2 separate regions of the Homo sapiens genome follow, and region 2 is linked to region 1. Evidence: chromatin loops called from intact Hi-C (ENCODE). Cell type or tissue: PC-9. All regions are shown on one strand.

Evidence for each region. Hi-C counts contacts between places; a loop is a spot of excess contacts. Peaks named below come from ENCODE experiments on the same cell type or tissue, not always from the same donor. Only the 100,000 strongest peaks of a DNase experiment are listed, where the experiment ranks them.
Region 2: a loop joins it to region 1, with 4 times the contacts of the local background. A loop is called at or near these places in 6 of 110 quality-filtered maps.

Annotation. Positions count from the first base shown.
Region 1 is chr14:102,600,804-102,608,803 of GRCh38, reverse strand. The region is part of intron 2 of RCOR1 (REST corepressor 1); the gene reads right to left. Among named protein-coding and RNA genes, the nearest start is that of RCOR1, 12 kb to the right of the region's middle. In PC-9, no CTCF peak of the experiment used is centred here; a DNase peak (open chromatin) is centred at 3,543; H3K27ac peaks cover 2,952 bases.
Region 2 is chr14:102,651,610-102,659,609 of GRCh38, reverse strand. All of the region lies in intron 2 of RCOR1 (REST corepressor 1), which reads right to left. Among named protein-coding and RNA genes, the nearest start is that of RCOR1, 63 kb to the right of the region's middle. RefSeq lists an enhancer at 5,843-6,342. In PC-9, no CTCF peak of the experiment used is centred here; a DNase peak (open chromatin) is centred at 4,249; H3K27ac peaks cover 2,761 bases.

The DNA of each region.
Region 1 (8,000 bases):
TGCTTGAGGTCAGGAGTTAGAGACCAGCCTGGCCAACATAAACAAACCCCGTCTCTCCACAAAAAAAAAATTTTAAAATTAGGCCAGGCACCTGTAACCCCAGCACTTTGGGAGGCCGAGACAGGTGTATCACCTGAGGTCGGGAGCTCAAGACCAGCCTGGCCAAAATGGTGAAACCCCATTTCTACTAAAAATACAAAAATCAGCCAGGCATGGTGGTGCGCACCTATAATCCCAGCTACTTGGGAGGCTGAGGCAGGAGAATCGCTTGAACGAGGGAGGCAGAGGTTGCAATGAGTTGAGATCACGCCACTGCCCTTCAGCCTGGACGACAGAGCAAGACTCCATCTCAAAAAACAAAAACAAGGCAAAACAAAAAAAACAACAACACAAAACAAAAGCAATGAAGCACAGAAAGTACCAATACTGACTCAAGCTTCAACATGAATGAACCTTGAAAACATTACACTAAGTGATAGAAGCCAGACATGAAGGTCACATACCCATTTACGTGAAAGTTCCAGAATAAGTAATCCAGAAACAAAAAGCAGGTTAGTGGTTGCCTGGTACTGAGAATGGAGAATAAGAAGTAACTCATTCTTCATTCTAACACATGTGAGATTTTCTTTTTAGGGTGATGAAAATGTTTCGGAACTAGACAAGGGCAGTGGCTCCACAACAATGCGAGTGCACTGAATGCCACTGAATTGTTCATTGTAAAACGGTTAATTTTGTTGTTTTTTTTTTTGAGATGGAGTCTCTCTGTTTCGCCCGGGCTTGAGTGCAGTAGCGTGATCTCGGCTGATGGCAACCTCTGCCTCCCCGGTTCAACCAATTCTCCTGCCTCAGCCTCCCAAGTAGCTGGGATTAGAGGCGTGCACCGCCACACCTGGCTAATTTTTTGTACTTTGTGGTTTTTCTTGAGACAGAGTCTCGCTCTGTTGCCCAGGCTAGTGTGCAGTGGCACGATCTCAGCTCACTGCAGCCTCCACCTCCCGGGTTCAAGCGATTCTCCTGCCTCAGCCTCCTGAGTAGCTGGGATTAAAGGCAGGTGCCACCACACCCGGCTAATTTTTATACTTTTAGTAGATATGGGGTTTTACCATGTTGGCCAGGCTGGTCTCAAACTCCTGACCTCGTGATCTGCCCACCTCAGCCTCTCAAAGTGCTGGGATTACAGGCATGAGCAACCACGCCTGGCTAGCTTTTTTCTATTTTTAGTAGAGACAGGTTTTCACCATATTGGCCTGGCTGGTCTCAAACTCCTGACCTCAGGTGACCCACTTGCCTCAGCTTCCCAAAGCACTGGGATTACACGCATGAGTCACCACACCTGGCCAAAAAATAGTCAATTTTGTGATGTGACTTGCACCACTTTATATAAAAAAAAGAAAACACATCTATGCAAGATGTGCATCTCCAATTTATACAAATTCATTATAAGGAAAGCAAGAGACAATAGGGATAATCAGCTTTTAACTGCAATTTAAAAGACAATTTTTCCCTAGATTTCCATTTGATATACAGTTGCACTTGGTCCTTATCAAATGTCCATTAAAAAATGCCTACTCAGCCGGGCGCGGTGGCTCACGCCTATAATCCCAGCACTTTGGGAGGCCAAGGCAGACGGATCACCTAAGGTTAGAAGTTCGAGACCAGCCTGACCAACATGGAAAAACCCCGTCTCTACTAAAAATACAAAATCAGCCAGACGTGGTGGAGCATGCCTATAATCCCAGCTACTTGGGAGGCTGAGGCAGGAGAACCACTTGAATCCGGGAGGCAGAGGCTGCAGTGAGCTAAGATCACACCACTGCACTCCAGCCTGGGCGACAGAGTGAGACTTCGTCTCAAAAAAAAAAAAAAAAACTAACACAAAACCCAAAAAAATCAAAAAAACAAAAACAAAAGCCTATTCAAGAAAAGACCCAAACCAAGCACATATTCTTAGAAAATTCAGCCCCTATTTAGCTCTGACGAGTTTATACTAGATAATACTTAACAGCCAGGTGCAGTGCCTCACACCTGTAATCCCAGCTACCTGGGAGGCTGAGGCAGGAGGATCACTGGTGCCCAAGAAGTCAAGGCTGCATGCAGTGGGCCATGTTCCCGCCACTGCACTCCAGCCTGGGGGACAGGGTGAGACCCTATCTCCCCTCCAAAAAAAAAAAAAAAACTTAAAACCTGATTTGGTGGTTCAAAAAACTACGCTACCACCCTCAAAGAAATCAGACATACATGACACCACTAGCTCCCAGAACACTCTCTGGTACTGAGTAAGATCAAAACTAGTTAAGCACCTACTCTTCTCTTCCTCCCCGCTGAACTCCCTATATCCACGCTAAGTTTGAAAGCAGAACACCAAGCCCAGCAGCTTCTATGCCAGTAAAAGTAAAGCAGGGCAGGAACTACAACCTTCAGGGAGAGTATGGGTGTAAATACAGTCAGGTGCAGTGGCTCACACCTGTAATCCCAGCACTGTGGGAGGCCAAGACAGGCAAATCACCTGAGGTCAGGAGTTCAAGACCAGCCTGGCCAACATGGCAAAACCCCGTCTCTACTAAAAATACAAAAATTAGGCCGGGCACGGTGGCTCATGCCTGTAATCCCAGCACTTTCGGAGGCCGAAGCAGGCAGATCACTTGAGGTCGGGAGTTCAAGGCCAGCCTGCCCAATATGATGAAACCCTATTTCTACTAAAAATACAAAAATTAGCCAGGCATGGTGGCGCGCACCTGTAATCCCAGCTATTCACGAGGCTGAGGCAGGAGAATCACTGGAAGCAGGGAAGCAGAGGTTGCAGTGAGCCGAGATCATGCCACTGGACTCCAGCCTGTGCAACAGAGCGAGACTCCATTTCAAAAACAAAAACAAAAAAAACCACAAAGACACACACATTGGCCTAGCCTACAGTCAGGATCATCAATATCACCATCTTCCAACTCCATACCTTCCTTGTCCCACTGGAAGGTCTTCAGAGGCAATAAGACCCATGGAGGTGTCATATTCTAGAGTAACAATGCCTTCCTTCTGGAATACCTCCTGAAGGACCTGCCTGAGGCTGTTTTACAGCAAACTGATAATTTTTATAAGTAGGAATACACTCTAAAATAACCATACAAAGTATAGCATAGTAAATCCACAAACCAGTAATACAGTTATTGTCATTACCAAGTACTATGTACTATACATAACTCCATGTGCTAGATTTTGTAAGACTGGCAGTGCAGTAGGTTTGTTTACACCAACACCACACAAACACCTAAGTAATGCTACACGCTGTTGCACTATAGACAAGGTGAAGTTACTAGGCGACAGAAATTTTTTAGTTCCATTATAATCTTATGGGACCACTGTCCTTGACCAAAATGACATTTGTTTTGCAATACATGACTGTATGTATAGCCTTCAGTCACACCATCAAAATAAATGGCTCTTCTAAAAAAAACTCCAACTATATTCTAAGTTGTGAAGATGACTATTTCAACATACATGCAGGAATAAAGCAACTCAGTCCAATTTGTCCCCAGGCAACCAAGCTAACCACCTCCCATTTCACCGGTGTTCTCACTGCCAGGAAGAAGAGGAATGTAACTGGACTACAAGTTGGCTCTGGCAACCCGAAACATAAAATTCCCCAACACCTGGGGCCACATGGAAACAACTAATCAATGGATCCAATAAAGTCTTGCTCCTAAGTGTTTTTTCTTTTCCTTTTTTTTTTTTTTTTTTTTTTGAGATGGAATATTGCTCTGTCACCCAGGCTGGAGTGCAGTGGCACGATCTCGGCTCACTGTAGCTCCACCTCCCAGGTTCAGGCAATTCTCGCGCCTCAGCCTCCCAAAATGCTGGGATTATAGCCTGGCTAATTTTTTGTATTTTTAGTAGAGACAGGGTTTCACCATTTTGGCCAGGCTGATCTTGAATTCCTGACCTTGGGAGATCCACCTGCCTCAGCCTCCCAAAGTGCTGGGATTACAGGAGTGAGCAACTGCACCCAGCCTAAGTGTTTTCTCTTAAAGAGGATTCTGGCTGACCCTCTCTAAAATACACTAAATTGAATTCTGATTATACTTATAAATCAGAATTCTTATAATACTTAAAATTAACAGTCTATCTTGTTGATCCTTTTCCTTTCTTACTGAAACATAAAATAAAGGTGCCTCTTACAGCTGAGGGCCTCTCGGACTGGATTACCACGGCAAGTTATTAGGTTCAACCATAAGACTAAGCCTCTCAATGCCTCTGTTTCCTCATCTGGAAAATGGAGATAGTAACTTTACATCATATGACTGTTGTGAGGGTCAAATGATTTGATGTGTGTTAAAACTAGCCTGGCACAGAGTAAGCAACCTGGATAGATCATTCTTTCGAGGGTTTTGTTAGTGATGACAAGTTGTACCTCCCTATCCACACACTACCCATTGCCTTATAAGGAGTGGCAAATCCCTAAGACAGCTGTTAGTTTTAGTCTATAGCATTTTAACCTTTCGTGGGAAACTAACTGACCATTATAGGATCAAAGCTGTAACTTTAACCTTTAACCTATATGCTACTATAACTATATACTAGGCAAAAATTAAATCAGAGCTTTTCAAGTCATCCAGCACTGTGATTTGGGTCAACTAGCTAATAGCAGGCCAAAATGAGATGAATAACTTAGTGGAAACACAACAATCAACAAAAAAAATTGTCAATTCTCAGTAACATTCATCTTAGAAATCAGGGGTATACACCAAGACCAATCTCTGAGTACAGTCTCCAGTCAGGAATGTATTTTTATCCCTTCCTAGTCAAATAAACTCAATCCTCCTCCCCGCAACACACATAATATTAAAGAAAAAACAAAAAACATATGTGCAATTCTAACAAAGAATATCCAAATATATAAATAAAAAGAACTCACACAAATCCATACAAAAAACCAAAACCTATAAAAACCAACACCCTATAGAAAAACAGCAAAACAGCCTAGGAAACATGGTGAAACCCTGTCTCTACAAAAAAACACAAAAATTAGCCAGGCGTGGTGGCACACTCCTGTAGTCCCAGCTACCTCGGAAGCTGAGGTGGGAGGATCATGTGAGCCCAGGAGATGAAGGTTGCAGTGAGCTGAGATTAAGCCACCGCACTCCAGCCTGGGCAACAGAGCAAGACCCTAAGGGGGAAAAAAAAGAAAAATAGCAAAAGAAAGATACATTCACAGGAGGAAACTGAGTGGCAAAAAAAAGAAAAAAAAATTTACAGACACCCCTGGGCCAGGGTTAAGACCAACAAAACCTGAAACCCCATCTCTACAAAAAATACAAATATTAGCTGGGCATAGTGGCAAGAGCCTATAAACCCAGCTACTCCGGAGGCCAAGGTGGGAAGATTACTTGAGCCTGAGAGGCTGAGGATGCAGGGAGCCAAAATTACACAACTGCACTCCAGCCTGGATGACAGAGCCAGACCCTGTCTCAAAAAGTACATATAAACAAATAAAAAATAAATAAAAAGACACTCTTTTCTTATCGATACTTAGCTAAAACACACTTAGTACTTTTTGTCACATTCTTTGCTGGGTGTGGTGGTGAACAACTGTAGTCCAAACTACTCCAGAAACTGAGGTATGAAGATCACTTGAGCCCTAGAAGTTCAAGGCTACAGTACGCTATGATCACGCCACTGCACTCCAGCCTGGGCGACAAGAGTAAGAACTCATCTCAAAAAAGGGGAAAAAAAAGGTCTTAAAAAAATTAAAAATTAAAAATTAAAAACATAAGACACTTAACCTCATCATTAATTGGAAAACTTAATTACAGGCACAGTGACTCATGCCTGTAATCTCAACACTTTGGGAGGACACAGCAGAAGGACTGGTTGAGCCCAGGAGTTGGAGACCAGTCTGGGCAACTTGGCAAAACCCCGTCTCTACAAAAAGTTCAAAAATCAGTCAGGCATACTGGCTCATGCCTGTAGTCCCAGCTTCTCAGGAAACTGAGACAGGAGGATCACTTGAGCCCTGGAGGCTGAGGCTGTAGTGTGCTGTGATCATGCCACTGCACTCCAGCCTAAGAGGCAGAACGATATCAAGTCTACAAAAAAAGAAAGAAGAGGCCAGGCACAGTGGATCACGTCTGTAATCCTAGGACTTTGGGAGGCCGATGCGGGAGATCACTTGAGGTCAGGAGTTCAAAACCGGCCTGGCCAGCATGGTGAAACCCCTTCTCTACTAAAAATATTTTTTAAAATTAGCCAGGCGTGGTAGCACATGCCTGTAATCCTAGCTACACGGGAGGCTGAGGCAGGACAATCACTTGAACCGGGGAGGCGGAGGTTACAGTGAGAGGAGACTGCGTCACTGCATTTCTAGCCTGGGGAACAAAACAAGAGCGAAACTCCATCTCCAAAAAAAAAAAAAAAAAAAGAAAAGAAAAGAAAAGAAAAAAATGCTAATATAAGCCATTAAAGGATAGCATTTAAAAAAAATTAATAACCTAACTAACACCATGACGAAGACAAGGTGAAAACAAAGTTGTTTACCTTGCTAGTGGAAATGTACTTGTTTGGAAAGCATAAAAGTACATGAATAGCATAGATTATTCCATTTACAAAAACACTAACAATAACAAGAAAACATATTATCACTTTTTTTTTTTTTTTGAGACGGAGTCTAGCTCTGTCGTCCAGTCTGGAGTGCAGTGGCACAACCTCGGCTCACTGCAATCTCCGCCTCCCGGGCTCAAGCAATTCTCCCGCCTCAGCCTCCCAAGTAGCTGGGATTACAGGTACCCGCGACCACACCCAGCTAATTTTTATATTTTTAGTAGAGACGGGGTTTCGCCATGTTGGCCAGGCTGGTCTCGAACTCCTGATCTCAGGTGATCCTCCCGCCTCACCCTCCCAAAGTGCTGGAATTACACACATGTATTTAAGTACAAAAACACGTATGGGAATTCTGACAGCCTTGAGTGTGCCACTCAGATTTCCCTTCAAGAGAGAAAATGTTGCAAGGAGTGTAGTTAACTGACAGCCCCAGCTACCAGAAATCTACTACAGCACCCATACCAAGGCTAGGCTACTCTAGGCTGCTCCCAGCCAATGACTGAACACAGCAGATGTTCACAAAGAAGGACCATTCCTGCCCAACAGACTCTTCTAACAATCTACTCTGGCTGAGATTTTCTCTGAACTGCAAGCTGCACTGCAGTTTGAGGTTCCTCTATCAATCATTAATCATCATTCCTTCCCTCTCTTCTTTCACAGGTGTCACACATGCTTCCAGTGTAAAGGCTCTTGCCACCTACACCTCCTTCCTCTCTTTATCCTTCACAAGCATACCCTAATGAACCTCTTGCACATCTAATTCTGTCTTGTCATCTGCTTCTCAGAAGATGCAAACTATCACAGAAATAATATAAACCAACTGTGAATTAATGAAGAAAGAAGGCGGGAATGAGGCTTTAGCTGTACCTGAAGCAAATATTGCCTAGTATTAAATCAGTGTTTGGTCGGGTGCGGTGGCTCAAGCCTGTAATCCCAGCACTTTGGGAGGCCAAGGCGGGTCAATCACCTGAGGTCAAGAGTTCGAAACCAGCCTGGCCACCATAGTGAAACCCCGTCTTTTTTTTTTGAGACAGAGTCTCACTTTGTCACCTAGGCTGGAGTGCAGTGGTGCCATCTACGCTCACTGCAACCTTTGCAGCCTGGGTTCAAGCAATTCTCCTGCCTCAGCCTTCTGAGTAGCTGGGATTACAGGCATGCACCACCACGCCCAGCTAATTTTTGTGTTTTTAGTAGAGAGGGGTTTCATCATGTTGGCCAGGTTGGTCTTGAACTCCCGACCTCAAGTGATCCGCCTGCCTCGGCCTCCCAAAGTGCTGGGATTACAGGTGTGAGCCACCATGCCCAGCCAGCGAAATACCATCTCTACTAAGAATACAAAAATTAGCAGCCGGGCGCGGTGGCTCACGCCTGTAATCCCAGCACTTTGGGAGGCCAAGACGGGCAGATCACGA
Region 2 (8,000 bases), 51 kb before region 1:
GGGGAAACCATACACATGAAGTGTCTTGGCAGAGGTGATAGTGTCAAGGACCCCATGCCTATTCCAGCCCAGAGCTCTCTCGACCACACTTTATTACATTATTACATTCCCAGAGCTTTCTTGTTTGACACATGTGTGCCAGAATTGGTTCCTTGTCCTGGTATTCTGCCACTTTGCAGGAATCTCCAGTAAAATAAGATGAATTTTTATTGTTGTTAATATTGTTACCCACCACCAGAATAGCCAAAATAAAAACGGAAGACTTTATGAGCCTTAATGATTCTGGTACCTCACTATTTATAAATGCTGATCAGATGAGACATTTGTTTTGATAGTGAAGGCCAATGCAACCCTGCATCAACAAAACTCCACTTGTTCATATGCAAATATAAAATTGCAGTAATTTATCTAAGTATTTATGGAGATTTTATCTAAAGAGCTTCTTTTTAAAAAGTCAAATAAAAAGTCCAGTAAGTCGGTAGAATAACGGGCAAAGACCTTTCCTAGAAAAAGCAGCTTCCTCGTGGGAGAATTTCAAATAATTTATGTAAATATTCCCCACTCCCCTCTAGGAGATGGAGCTTAAATCTCCCCGACTTGAGTGTAGGTTGGACTTACTAACTTGTTTCCAAAAAAATAAGTATGGAAGGTGGTGAGTGTATACAGTAGGGAAACAACCTTGGCCACGATTAACATTACCAGCAATAAATCATGGAGTAGCATGCACTACACCTCCCACCACTCCAATCATATGAATTCCCCAAATTCATAACCCTAGTCTAGTCATGTGAAAAACAGCAAACTGGGGAGACATCATAATTAAATGCAATGCATACAGTAACCTGGATTGGATTCTAGAACAGAAATGGACATTAATGGGAAAACTATTGGAATCTAAATAAAATGTGGAACTTAGTAATGTATCAGTGTTGGTTTCTGGGTATTGACAAGCACACCTTGGTGATGTAAGAGGAACCCAAGTGAGGGGTCTGATAATCCATAGCATACAGGAAAAGGATGGGGGGTAGGTAGGTAGCCATCCTGTTCCTGAGAAAAGAGTCACATTCTAAAAACTTTCCATAATTCAAGTCATAAAAGTAAGAAAACCATTTTTATTATTATTTTTTTCAGAGTCTCACTCTCACCCAGCCTGGAGTGCAATGGTGTGATCTTGGCTCACTGCAACTTCTTACCTCCCTAGTTCAAGCACTTCTCATGCCTCAGGTGATCTGCCTCCCAAAGTGCTGGGATTACAGGCATGAGCCACCGTGCCTGGTCTCACACATATGGATTAAAGCCACCGCACCTGGCCAGAAAAACCTTTTTTAAAAAGAAGGCCCAGCACAGTGGCTCACACCTGTAACCCCAACACTTTGGGAAGCCGAGGTGGGTAGATCATCTGAGGTTCAGAGGTCAAGACCAGCCTCACCAATATGGTGAAACCCCGTCTCCACTAAAAATACAAAAATTAGCTGGGTGTGGCGGTGGGCATCTGTAATCCCAATTACTTGGGAGGCTGAGGCAGGAGAATCACCTGAACCTGGGAGGCAGAGGTTACAGTGAGCCGAGATCATGCCACTGCACTCCAGCCTGGGCAACAGAGCAAGACTCTGTCTCAAAATAAATAAATAAAAATTAATTAAATTAAATTAAAAAGAACACCCCTCATAAAGAAAACTCTTTCACTTGTTTCAGAGAGGCAATATAATGGGAAACTGGCCTGTTCCAAGTTTGCCCTTAATTCAATCTTCTTTTTTTTTTTTTTTTTTTTTGAGACGGAGTCTCACTCTGTCGCCCAGGCTGGAGTGCAATGGAGTGATCTAGGCTCACTGCAACCTCCGCCTCTGGGGTTCAAGTGATTCTCTCACCTCTGTCTCCCCAGTAGCTGGGATTACAGGCACGCACCACCAAGTCCGGCTAATTTTTGTATTTTTACTACAGACAGGGTTTCACCATGTTAGCCAGGCTGGTCTCGAACTCCTGACCTCAAGTGATCTGCCCGCCTTGGCCTCCCAAAGTGCTGAGATTACAGGTGTGATCCACTGCACCCAGTCAGTCAATCATCAGATCTTGAGAGTAAACATGTAAAATGATATTTAAAATTCCACTAGATTAATAAACCAAAATCTCTAATATCAAAAAGGATGAGTAAGACTTCTGTGTTATATTAGTCTTAACTTAAGCAACAAAAACATCATCAGAAAAGTTAAGAAATTAGCTCCAAGAAGAAGTAAATCGGTCTTAAATTAGGATTAAAACATGGGTTTAAATGAACCAGTATGCCATTACTCCTTGAACATGAGGACATATCGCCTAAAAGGACTCACCAAAAGCATACATACAGGTGGGAAATCCTAAATCTATGCACTGACACTAAGCACACATCCATATCCAGCACCGTGAGGCACAACACTTTGCAAAGATATCCTCAAAAATATTTTTCACGAGTTTCTACCCTATGTGTTTTGGGTTTACATAGTCAACCTAAATTATATAAGGAAAAAAAAAAAAGATTAGGCTTTAGAAGATGTTTCTAGCCAGGTGCAGTGATTCACGCTTATAATCCCAGCACTTTGGGAGGCTGATGCGGGTGGATCACATGAGGTCAGGAGTTCGCGACCATCCTGGCCAACATGGTGAAACCCCTCTCTACTAAAAATACAAAAATGAGCCATGCATGGTGGTGTATGCCTGAAATCCCACCTGCTTGGGAGGCTGAGGCAAGAGAATCACCTGAACCTGGAAGGCGGAGGTTGCAGTGAGCTGAGATTGCGCGACTGCACTACACCCTGGGCGACAGAGTGAGACCTGATCTCAAAAAAAAAAAGAAAAGAAAAGAAACCTTTTCTGAGCAGGTGCTGTGGGAGTAATCCCAGCACTTTGGGAGGCTGAGGTGGGTAGATCGCTTGAGTCAGAAGTTCAAGACCAGCCTGGCCAACATGGTAAAACCCCATCTCTACTAAAAATACAAAAAATCAGCCAGGTATATGGTGGCAAGCCTGCAGTCCCAGTTACCTAGGAGGCTGGAACAGGAGAATTGCTTGAACCCAGGAGGCAGAGGTTGCAGTGATGGCACCACTGCACTCCAGCCTGGGTGACAGAGTGAGACTCCATCTCAAAACAAACAAATAAACAAAAAAACAGAAACATTTTCTTAAAAATGTCTCAGCTTGGCGGGACACCGTGGCTCACACCTATAATCCCAATACTCAGGGAGGCTGAGCAGGCGGATCGCTTGAGGTCAGGAGTTTGAGACCAGCCTGGCCTACATGGTGAAACCCTACCTCTACTGAAATACAAAAATTAGCTGAGTGTGGTGGCACATGCCTATAATCCTAGCTACTCAGGAGGCTGAGGCAGGAGAATCGCTTGAACCCGGGAGGTGGAGGTTGCAGTGAGCCTAGATCACACCACTGCACTCCAGTCTGGGCGACACAGCGAGACTCTGTCTCCAAAAAAAAAATAAAAAAAATAAAAAAATCTCAGCAAAGTGATTTCAAAGAATGAAAAGAATCTGTTTCCACTCAAATAAATGGGTACATCAAGAAACATTACAACTTACACAAGCTTAATCTTAATTTTGGAATCCACTGCATTAGTTGGTTCATAGGTTTATTTCACGTGTGTGTGTGTGTGTGTGTGTGTGTGTGTGTGTGTGACAAAAAGTCTCACTCTGTTGCCCAGGCTGGAGTGCAGTGGCGCGATCTCGACTGACCGCAACCTCCACCTCCCAGGTTCAAGGAATTCTCTTGCCTCAGCCTCCTGAGTAGCTGGGATTACAGACGCCTGTGACCACACCCGGCTAATTTTTGTATTTTTAGTAGAGACGGGGTTTCACCATGTTGGCCAGGCTGGTCTTTAACTCCTGACCTCAGGCAATTCGCTCGCCTCAGCCTCCCAAAGTGCTAGGATTACAGGTATGAGCCACTATGCTCAGCCTTCTCCTTCATTTTTTTGTTTCATACATACAACCAGTGGGAGATAGGGGACAGACAAGCTAGAAGGAAATATTTATTGATCACCTATTATGTGCCAGACACTTTCACAAATATGAGCTTGTAATCTTCGCAACTTTCTGAACTATTAATAGATACCTAAAGCAGTGCTTAAAAATTAAGACTATAAAAAACATAGGAAAATACTGTGATAAAGCAAAAACAAAAGCAAATTATAAAACATGCCATAGTTAAGGTATTGAGAGGAAGGAATGTCAATGAGCTTCACAAAGGGAAAAATGCCCATGAGTCATTCAGCTTCCTGCCATTCTAAAGTAAAGTACAACAGGTCAGATATTCTCCAGTATTTAAACAGAATCCTTGTAGAAAATAAATCAGAAAACTGCCTCCAGGAAGGGAAAATGGAAGGCCAGGAATGCCTAAGAAATGTACTTCTCTTGTGCATAACCCTTTTGCATCTTTTAATTTTGTACCATATGCCTGTATTGCCTATCCAAATATTCAACAAAATTTAGCTTAAAAAAAAAAAAAAAAAAAAAAAAAGGTTGTCCGCGGTGGTGAATGCCAGAGACCCCAGCACTTTGGGAGGCTGAGGAGGGAGGATGGCTTGAGGCCAGGAGTTTGAGACCACCCTGGGCAACATGGCAAGACCTTATCTCTACAAAAAATGTTTTTAAAGTGAGCCAGGCTAGTGTCACCTACCTCCAGTCCCAGCTACTTGGGAGACTGAGACAGGAGGATCCTTTAAGCCCAGGAGACTGACACTGCAGCAAGCCTTGATCATGTCACTGCACTCCAGCCTAGGTGACGAAGAGATCTTGTCTCAAAAAAAAAGGAAAAGAACAGGAAAAAAAAAAAAAAAAAAAACTCAACCACAGGGAAAGAGGTGTGGCCAAGATACCAATTCTATATTTTTTTTCTTTTTTTAAAAATTTTTTTCTTTATTTTCTTGTAGAGACAGGTTCTCACTATCTTGCCCAGGCTGGTCTCAAACTCAGGCTCAAGTGATCCTCCCCATCTTCGCCTCTCAAAGTGCTGGTATTACAGGTGTCAGCTAGTGCGCCTGGCCTCATTAATTCTAAATTACAAAGATCAGACTTAATCATATTCCCTCTGCAGAGAACTGTGGTTCCAACAAACACACTACTCCCTAGGCCACCCACATCATGAAAAGGTGTGTGTCATCGGAAACCCACAGCCATTATGCGGCATTACTCAAATACTAAATGACAAGCTCAAATTAGAACTACATCTTGTCTTTTACCTACTCTTCATTTTTACCCAAGTGCCTGGCTCAAAATGGAAACTGTATTTTACATGATGGCTATTGTATTAGTCTGTTCTCACACTGCTATAAAAAAATACCTGGCCGGGCGCAATGGCTCAGACCTGTAATCCCGACACTTTGGGAGGCTGAGGCGGGCAGATCACCTGAGGTCAGGAGTTCGAAACCATCCTGGCTAACACGGTGAAACCCTGTCTCTACTAAAAATACAAAAAATTAGCCAGGCGTGGTGGCAGGCACCTGTAGTCCCAGCTACTCGGGAGGCTGAGGCAGGAGAATGGCGTGAACCCGGGAGGCAGAGCTTGCAGTGAGTGGAGATCGCACCACTGCACTCCGGCCTGGGCGACAGAGCCAGACTCCGTCTCAAAAAAAAAAAAAAAAAAAAGAAAGAAAGAAAGAAAGAAAGAAAGAAAGAAAGAAAGAAAGAAAGAAAGAAAGAAAGAAAGAAGGAAATACCTGAGATGAGACTAGGTAATTTATAAAGAGAAGAGGTTTCAATGGCTCAAGGTTCTGCAGGCTGTACAGGAAGCATGATGCTGGCATCTGCTCAGCTTCTAGGGAGGCCTCAGTAAACTTATAATCATGGTGGAAGGCAAAGGGAAAGCAAGCACATATAACATGGCCAGAGGAGGAGCAAGAGAGACAAGAGGGAGGTGCTACACACTTTTAGACGACCCGATCGCCCGAGAGCTCACTCACTATCATGAAAATAGCACCAAGGGGGATATCCACCCCCATGATCCAATCATGGGCCCCCACCTCCAACACTGGGGATGACAATTCGACACAAGATTTGGCTGGGGACACAGATTCAAACCACAACTATCAGCTATAAACATCTAACACAAGCCTTTTAGGAACTACTAAAGAATAACACTATAGGCTGCACGTGGTGGCTCATGCCTGTAATCCCAACGCTTTGGGAAGCCGAGGCCAGCCTGGACAACGTGGCAAAACCCTGTCTCTACCAAAAATAGAAAAAATTAGCTGGGCACGGTAGCGAGTGCCTGTGGTCCCAGCTACTCAGGAGGCTGAGGTGGGAGGATCGATTGAGCCCAGGAGGCGGAGGCTCCAGTGAGGCAAGATTGCACCACTACACTCCAGCCTGGGTGAAAGTAAGACAAGTCTCAATTAAAAAATAATAATAGGCTGGGTGCAGTAGCTCACGCCTGTAATCCCAGCACTTTGGGAGGCCGAGGCAGGAAGATCATGAGGTCAAGAGATCGAGATCATCCTTGCCAACATGGTGAAACCCTGTCTCTACTAAAAATACAAAAATTGGCTGGCGCGCGCCTCTAGTTCCAGCTACTCGGGAGGCTGAGGCAGGAGAATCGCTTGAACCCAGGAGATAGAGGTTGCAGTGAGCCAAGATCACGTCACTGCACTCCAGCCTGGCGACAAAGCGAAACTCCATCTCAAAAAATAGTAATAATAAAACTAAAAAATAAAAATAAAAAGAGTAACACTATAAAATTCAACAGCTGGTATTTTCAAACAGTTTTTTATCCACACTCCCCTCAAATCTTCCCGATACACATTCCTCCCATTTTATTTGCACAGTTATACATGCTAAGTATTCATTATTTATCAACAGTAATATTTTTGTTAAGTGGAAGATAGAAAATGTTAAAGCAGGTGGTTGTTACGTATCTATGGGAAAAAGTCAGCTGGGAGGCTGATTCTAGGTGACAAAAATAGAATATGCTAAAAAGAAATGTAGTTTGGAGAATTTTCACCCAAATTAGAGTCTCAATGAAAGGACACAATAAAATACTGAAATACAGATGTGGGTGGATGGTGTAACATTTGAAGGGAACTGTTCAGAAGAACAAGCAGACAGGCAAGCTTAAAAGAAACAAATAATATAATCACCTAAAGAAAACAGGGCGTTTGAGGACACAGAATTAGGTAAAGGAACACTGCCAGAAGACTAGAGGAGAGAGTGTTTGTAATTCACTGCTCAGCCTTTCTTCCATTCACGTAACTGGGCAATGAAGACTTAAGGTGTTCACTGTTAAGTCATTCTTTAACGCAGCAAGCATTTATTTGGTGTAGCATAACAGTCCTGAAATGGAATCCCAGCTCTGCCTAGACTGAAGGAGAGTTCTCTAATCTCTTTAAGTTTCAATTTTCTCTTCTATAAAAATGGAGGAAACAGTTCCTTCTTCAAAGAGATTAAACAGCAAGTTAAAACAAGTAGCAAACGTCTGGTACATAGTAGGAACTTAAAATAATCAATCCAAACACCACAAATAGATTCAATCATAAGGACACTTTTAAGAAATCCAGTTACAAGGCTCATATCTAAAGCAGATTTAGCAAATTAAATAAACAAAAATAAAACATTCCTAGCAATTTCTACTTATTCTAAGCCAATTCAGCATAAAGATCCTCCAGTGTAAGTTCCCTTTTATTTATGAAGCCTACTGAGAATCAATTTGAGAGACCTTCAGCCACAAGAAATCAGGTCTACAGGGCTATCTAAATAATTAGGGGGCCAGGCATGACGGCTCATGCCTATAATCCCAGCACTTTGGGAGGTCAAGACAGGAGGACCCGTTGAGCCCAGAAGTTGCCAGCAGCAGTAGTGAGCTATGATGGTGCCACTGTACTCTAGCCTGGGAAACAAAGCAAGACCCTGTCTCTATAAATAAATAAATAACCCATTTATTTTGCAAGTGTGCTTATTCATATCAATTCACTTCTGGTCAACAAGCCAAAAAATAAGATACATAAATATAAAATAAATCAGTTCACTT